2 separate regions of the Homo sapiens genome follow, and region 2 is linked to region 1. Evidence: chromatin loops called from intact Hi-C (ENCODE). Cell type or tissue: OCI-LY7. All regions are shown on one strand. Links, peaks and the distances in the headings refer to the core of each region. The heading gives the core; the rest is flanking DNA. Region 1 has its middle 12 kb from the start of LINC01460. Region 2 has its middle 44 kb from the start of PLB1.

What was found. A loop is a pair of places that touch in the nucleus more often than their neighbours do. Peaks named below come from ENCODE experiments on the same cell type or tissue, not always from the same donor. Only the 100,000 strongest peaks of a DNase experiment are listed, where the experiment ranks them.
Region 2: it touches region 1 in a loop (6-fold over the local background); 88 of 110 quality-filtered maps call a loop at or near these places.

The regions. Positions count from the first base shown.
Region 1 is chr2:27,702,386-27,705,294 of GRCh38, forward strand. No RefSeq gene overlaps it. Among named protein-coding and RNA genes, the nearest start is that of LINC01460, 12 kb to the right of the region's middle. RefSeq lists a silencer at 1,511-1,580. In OCI-LY7, for the core only: CTCF peaks have their summits at 1,555 (motif pointing right) and 1,773; a DNase peak (open chromatin) is centred at 1,536.
Region 2 is chr2:28,450,979-28,453,887 of GRCh38, forward strand. No RefSeq gene overlaps it. Among named protein-coding and RNA genes, the nearest start is that of PLB1, 44 kb to the right of the region's middle. RefSeq lists enhancers at 752-1,265, 1,266-1,779. In OCI-LY7, for the core only: CTCF peaks have their summits at 1,708 (motif pointing left) and 1,916; a DNase peak (open chromatin) is centred at 1,693.

The DNA.
Region 1 (2,909 bases), core at 124-2,623:
CACTGCCCTAATCTAAGCTCCCTTCACCTCATGACTCCACAGGTCTCCCTCTCATCTCTGCCTTATCAACTCTCCTCCACATATGTCAAACACATCCCTGAGCAGAGTCCCTTGCTCTGAAATCTCAAAAGGTTTTCCAGTGTCCAAAGTGTGAGGGTCCAAATTCCTTTGAGGCTTTAAAAGCCTTATCATAGGGTTCCTGTGCTTTTCTATCATCATGACCCCACACCTGCCCTTGTCCCTCCCTTTCTTCCACCCGATGAGGCATACCTGCTACTCTAGAAATAACAGGTTATTTGCCCCAAACACACCTTTGCTTTTTCCTCTCCCTATATTTTCTATCAAGCCTTTCTGCATAGGCCTCAGTTTCCTTGTCTATTAAATAGAGAAAATAATACCTACCCAACAGTATTGTTGCAGAGATTAAGTAACAAATATAAACTTTTAGCCATGTCCAACACATAATCACCTCCCCCCACCCCATGTAGTTATTATGAGTGTCATTGTGGTCTTCCTTGCTCATGTTTGGTAAGTAAGGTACTACTTTTTTTCTTTTTAAGACTTTATTTTTTAGAGCAGTTTTAGGTTCACAGAAAAATTGAGCAGAAAATACAGAGATTTGCCATTGTCCCCACTCCTCTCATACACAGCCTCCCCCATTATCAACATTCCCCACCAGAGTGGTAAATTTGTTACAACTGATGAACTTATATTGACACATCGATATCACCTGAAGTCCACAGTTTACATTAGGGCTCACTCTTGATATTGTACATTCTCTGGGTTTGGAGAGATGTGTAACGTCATGTATCCATTATAGTATACAGACAAACATGGTTTCATTGCCCTAAAAATCTCTCTGTGCTCCACCCATTCCTCCCTCCCTCCCCCAGGCCCGACTCATTTTTAACACAATCAGCTTGCCCCAAACTACCTTCAGGAGGCCTCCCTGATTGCAGAGACTATCACTAATCCCTCCTTCCCCACTAGCGCTACAGCACTTTATTTCTACTTCTATTACAGCCCTTACTCCAACGGCTTGATATTCATTACTGATATGTGTGTTTGGGTTACTTACGTTTGTCACTTACAAGTTCTTGAGGACAGGAACTACATTATCTTGTACCCCATCCATGGCACCTAGCAGTTCACAAATTGGTGCTCAGTTAGTTAACTGTTGGTTTCAATGGGTGGAGGGCTGAAGGGCAGGTCCTAGCCCCAGCCCTTCCTATCCTTGGGTTTTTCTGTCAGAGAAGGGATACCTTCTAGCCACTTTTAGTTCCAGGACCTTGCTCCAGACAAGCTGGATAGTCTAGGAACTGACCATTTTAGCAAGTTTAATCCAGAGGGCTGGATTTATGTCCTACTTGGGGCAAAACCAGGCATGAACTACTCCTTCCCATCAAGGAGCGCTGCACTCCAGCAGCTGGCTTTAATTTGGATTTTCCAGGACCAGCTGCATTTAGCTGGGGTTGGTTGGGTTTCCTCAGGTCTGCCTTTATCACGCACACCCCGTCAGAAGTTAATGCAACCACGGCAGGGAGTGACCACAAGGGGGCAGTATAGACCCATTACAATGCGGTCAGCTTGCACAAGGGGCTGAAAGAAGATAAAGGTTTCAAAGCAGAAGAAAGAGTAAGAATCAGAAAAAAAGGAGGATTGTGAAAAAGTTAGGAGCAGCAAGCTAGTTTCGCTCACAGACATTCCTGGACCCAAGACCTGGCAGCAGAAAGTTAGCCAGAGACACCGGTCAGGCCCAAATGGTGCTCCCAACTCTCCTCCAAAACTGCCTTTTCCAGTGCTTAATTTCACTTAGAGAAAGTCGCTCTCCATTTATAATGCCAATATTCTATGGAGGACTTTGGGCATTGCATATTTATTCCTTACACACTATATTTCAGCTTTACAGTTTACAGAGGATTTTTTTCACACTTGTTAAAAAAAAAAATCCGAATCCCCTATTAGACTTAAAAGGTAAAAACAGATGTTAATTACCTCTGTTTAAAGAAACTGAGGCACTGGGCAGGGTGGCTAACACCTGTAATCCCAGCATTTTGGGAGGCTGGGGCAGGTGGATCGCCTGAGGTCAGGAGTTCGAGACCAGCCTGGCCAATATGGTGAAACCCCGTCTCTACAAAAAATACAAAAATTAGCCAGGCATGGTGACCCCTGCCTGTAGTCCCAGCTACTCAGGCTGAAGCAGGAGAATCACTTGAACCCAGGAAGTGGAGGTTGCAGTGAGCCCAGATTGCATCATTGCACTCCAGCCTGGGCATTGCAGCGAAACTCCATCTCAAAAAACAAAAACAAAAACAAAAAAAACCTGAGGCTAGACACATGAAGTGACTTGCTCAAAGGCACACCGAGTTTGTGGTGGAACTACATCTAGATGTGAGTTTCTTTCATTTCTGTTCCTTTGCTTAGTCCTTCTAGTTTTCAATTGTTTATGTCTGTAAGCTTAGTGAGTTTTTAAGAGCAAGGACTATATCTGATTCATCTTTATATCCCTGAATGGTGCCCCTTAATCTTTAGGGCTATGGCTGGGTGTGTTGTATAACACCTTCTCCAGAGTTAGAGTCCATGATCTATCTCTTATCCTCCATGATTCAATAATTTTGTGATTTTGAGGCACGGCCCTAACAAAGACAGTGGTGGCTATGAGTGATCCTACTGGCTGAGCATTTCAACAAGGGCAGCCACTTGGCTGCATCCTTCGTAATACAGAGAGGTTGTGAGACAGTTTTCCAAAGTATACACGAGTGTCCCTGGTGTCACGAGAGTCGACTTTAGGGGATGAGGATGAAAATGTTTAATTTTAGTAGCTACACATATAAATACATATAAACAGTATAAATGTAATATGTCACATTACATATACATATTAAAATATATATGTACATTTTAATATA
Region 2 (2,909 bases), core at 274-2,773, 750 kb after region 1:
TTGTCAAGGGGTACAGGGGTCCCGTGGCAGCATGTCCATCCCCGCCTTCTCACACTGCCTTGCAATCGCCGCCTTGTCTCCGGAGCCCTAGAGGGCAGGGCCATTACGTTATCTCTCTCTCAATCCCCGGGGCCTAGCCTGGGACCTGACACATAGTAGGTGCTCAGTAGGCAGAGAGACCGTATAATTTATCATCCAAACTGGGACACTTCAAGGTCAAAGGAGGCTATTAATAATTACATCTGGACAACAGTTGTAATCTGGGACTGTCTGGACAAAAAGGTGTCTGTTGAATAAGTGAATGAATGAACAAATGAATGAATGAATGATTCTTAGGCTGAGGCTGCTGACACCGAGGCATTCATGGCTTCCTACATCCGTTGGTGCCACTGTCTAATAGAAAATTCACCCGTGTATACCATGTATACCAAGCTGGGATTGAAAGTCCATCTCCGTTCTTAGCTTGCAGACTGGGACTCCACTGCAGAGAGAAACTGGGCTGAGCCGGAAGGGCCCTGCAGGTGCTGCTCAGAGCATCTTCCTCCACTTTCCTGCTGGCTTGGGCACCAGGAACTCGGCTCTGCGCTTTCTGTTCTTTGTAGCATTTAATCCTTACACCAGCCTTGTGAAGTAGATGTTCTTATTACCTTTTACAGGTGAATCAACCCAGGCTTAGAGAAGTGAAGTATTGTGCCCAAGGCGCTAATATCAGAGATACAACCTATACCCAAGTCTGTGGGACACCGAAGTACGTGCCTCTAAGACGTCACCACCTTGCCTTTTATGTGGCCTTCTCTCAAGAAGAGGACTTAGAGGCTTGGGGCGTCCAGTTTCTGGAGGCAGGCAGGGCCTCCTGTGGCCTGATCCATTGGCTGGAGAGGAGTCAGCAGGGGCTGGGGTCATGGCATTGTCCCAGTGGGAATGGAAAGTTTGCCTCCTGGAGGCGCCCCCTCTGCCCCACGTCTGATTGCGGGCAGAGTCTTGGACGGGGCAGTGGCACATTCAGAACCTCTGGCCAGGCTAGGACCATGAGAAGTGGGCTTTTCATAGGTTACAAGCCCTGTGGCCGTGGGAGCAGGCGGGGCAGGGACCCTGGTCAGCCTGATTCACAGGCCAGGATGCTGCCACCTGAGCCTTGTAACTGAGCCCTCGTGGCTCCTGAGGGTGGGTTAAGGAGGAGAAGGTGTTCCGAACCGGAACTCCTAACCAAGGGCTCTATCAGTCCTTCCACCTCCTGCTTCCGGCCCGCCCCACACCTACCCCCTGGAGGGCCGTGGAGTTTCTTTGATGCACGGCCTGGCTGTTTTTCCAGAACGTGGTTCATTTGCAGTCCCAGCCCATCGGGAGAGCGGCCTGAGAGTCTGAGGGCTCCAGCCCAGGGGAGAGGCTTGCTGGGGCCTGGCTGGGCTGAAGTGGTGGAGAGGGGAGAGGCCAGGCCCAGAACCTCTTTTTCCCTCTTGTGTTCCCAGGCCGGTCAGGCTCCTGCTGGGCGATTGATGGAGGTGAGAGGATGTGGGCTAGGGCTGGGTCTGGGCAAGGGCTCTGTGAGGGAGCAGGGTTAGGCACTCTCCCCCGCTCCCCCCACCTGCCTCCCACCTCCACTCTCTGCAGATAGCCCTTGCCCCAAGGCTGCAGCCCAGTTGACATCCCTGAGCCTGGGCCACCAAGCGCAGCTCCCTTGCGCCCTCTAGTGTCTGCCCCTCTCAGGTACAGGGTGCCTTGGGCCAATCTCTGAACCTAGAATTGACCTTCCAAACCGGGCCATTCCTAAGCATGAGGTGGACTCTGTTGACAATGATGCTGGGCAGCAGACGCAAAAAGAGACTGGGCCAGCTGTCTTTTCACTCCACTCAGGTCAGAAGTGCCCCCTCCCCACTCCACTGTGGTCCCCAGAACCATCTCTGGGAACCACCCCATTTGTAAATGAGATAATGCATGTGACGTGCTTAGCAAGGGGCTGGGAGAGTAGGGGACCAGTGACTATGTGGTCAATGAACAGCTATTAGCTCCACTAGGTAGAAGCAATGATCTGTTTGGTCCTGTGCTGGGGGCTCGTTTCCAGGGGGGAGGACAGAGAAGCTCTGTCCAGTGCTGCTGAGGCAGGAATGAGGACTCCATGTTCGGAGTCTGGCACGGAGCAGGAGGGTGATTTGATGGCTCGGTGTGTGTTGGCTGCAAGAGCAAATGCAAAACGTCAGCCTGAGATTAATCAAGACATCCTTCCACTTACCGTTTCGGGTCTTGTTGGGGAGTTTGGAAGGAAAACTGCCTTTCCAGCAAGATGTTTTGACATGATGCCTTTTCCCTGGCATGCGTTGTCTCCTTCTCCCCACCCATCCCCTTCGCCACAGCTTTAGGGATGACCTCTGCCCTGCTGGGTGCCCTTGATGACTAACACAGCAAGTGTGTGGACCGCCACCTGTCCTGGCCTCACCCACCTTCACCCTCCATTTCTTCATGACTGCCCCCGTGGCTTCTAGGGGGAAGGCCCCAGACAGGTTTGCTAAACTACTGACTCCCAGGGCTCCCTGACAGGGCCTGATGCAGGGTGGCCAGCGGTTGTGACCCCTAGACCAGGTGGGTCCCAGCACAGGGACCTGAGCCCCACCCTCAGGGAGCTGGCGGCTACACGGGGAGCGGTCACCTGTACAGATAAATCTAGTGGAAAGCCCCCATGGCCAGAACCAGGGCGGAGGGCCTGGGGCAGGCTCTGGAGTATAGAAGAGGGAAGGCGCCTTTGGAACAGACAGCAGAGAGAAGAGCCTGCAGGATGAGTGCGAAGGATTGCTGTGGACAGAGGTGGGCCAGGGCTCAGCTCGAGGGCTCCCAGGGAAAGGAGCCTGGGGTGGCCTGGGCACCGTGTGTGTGTGTGTGTATGTGTGTGCGCGCGCGTGCATGTGCGTGTGCAT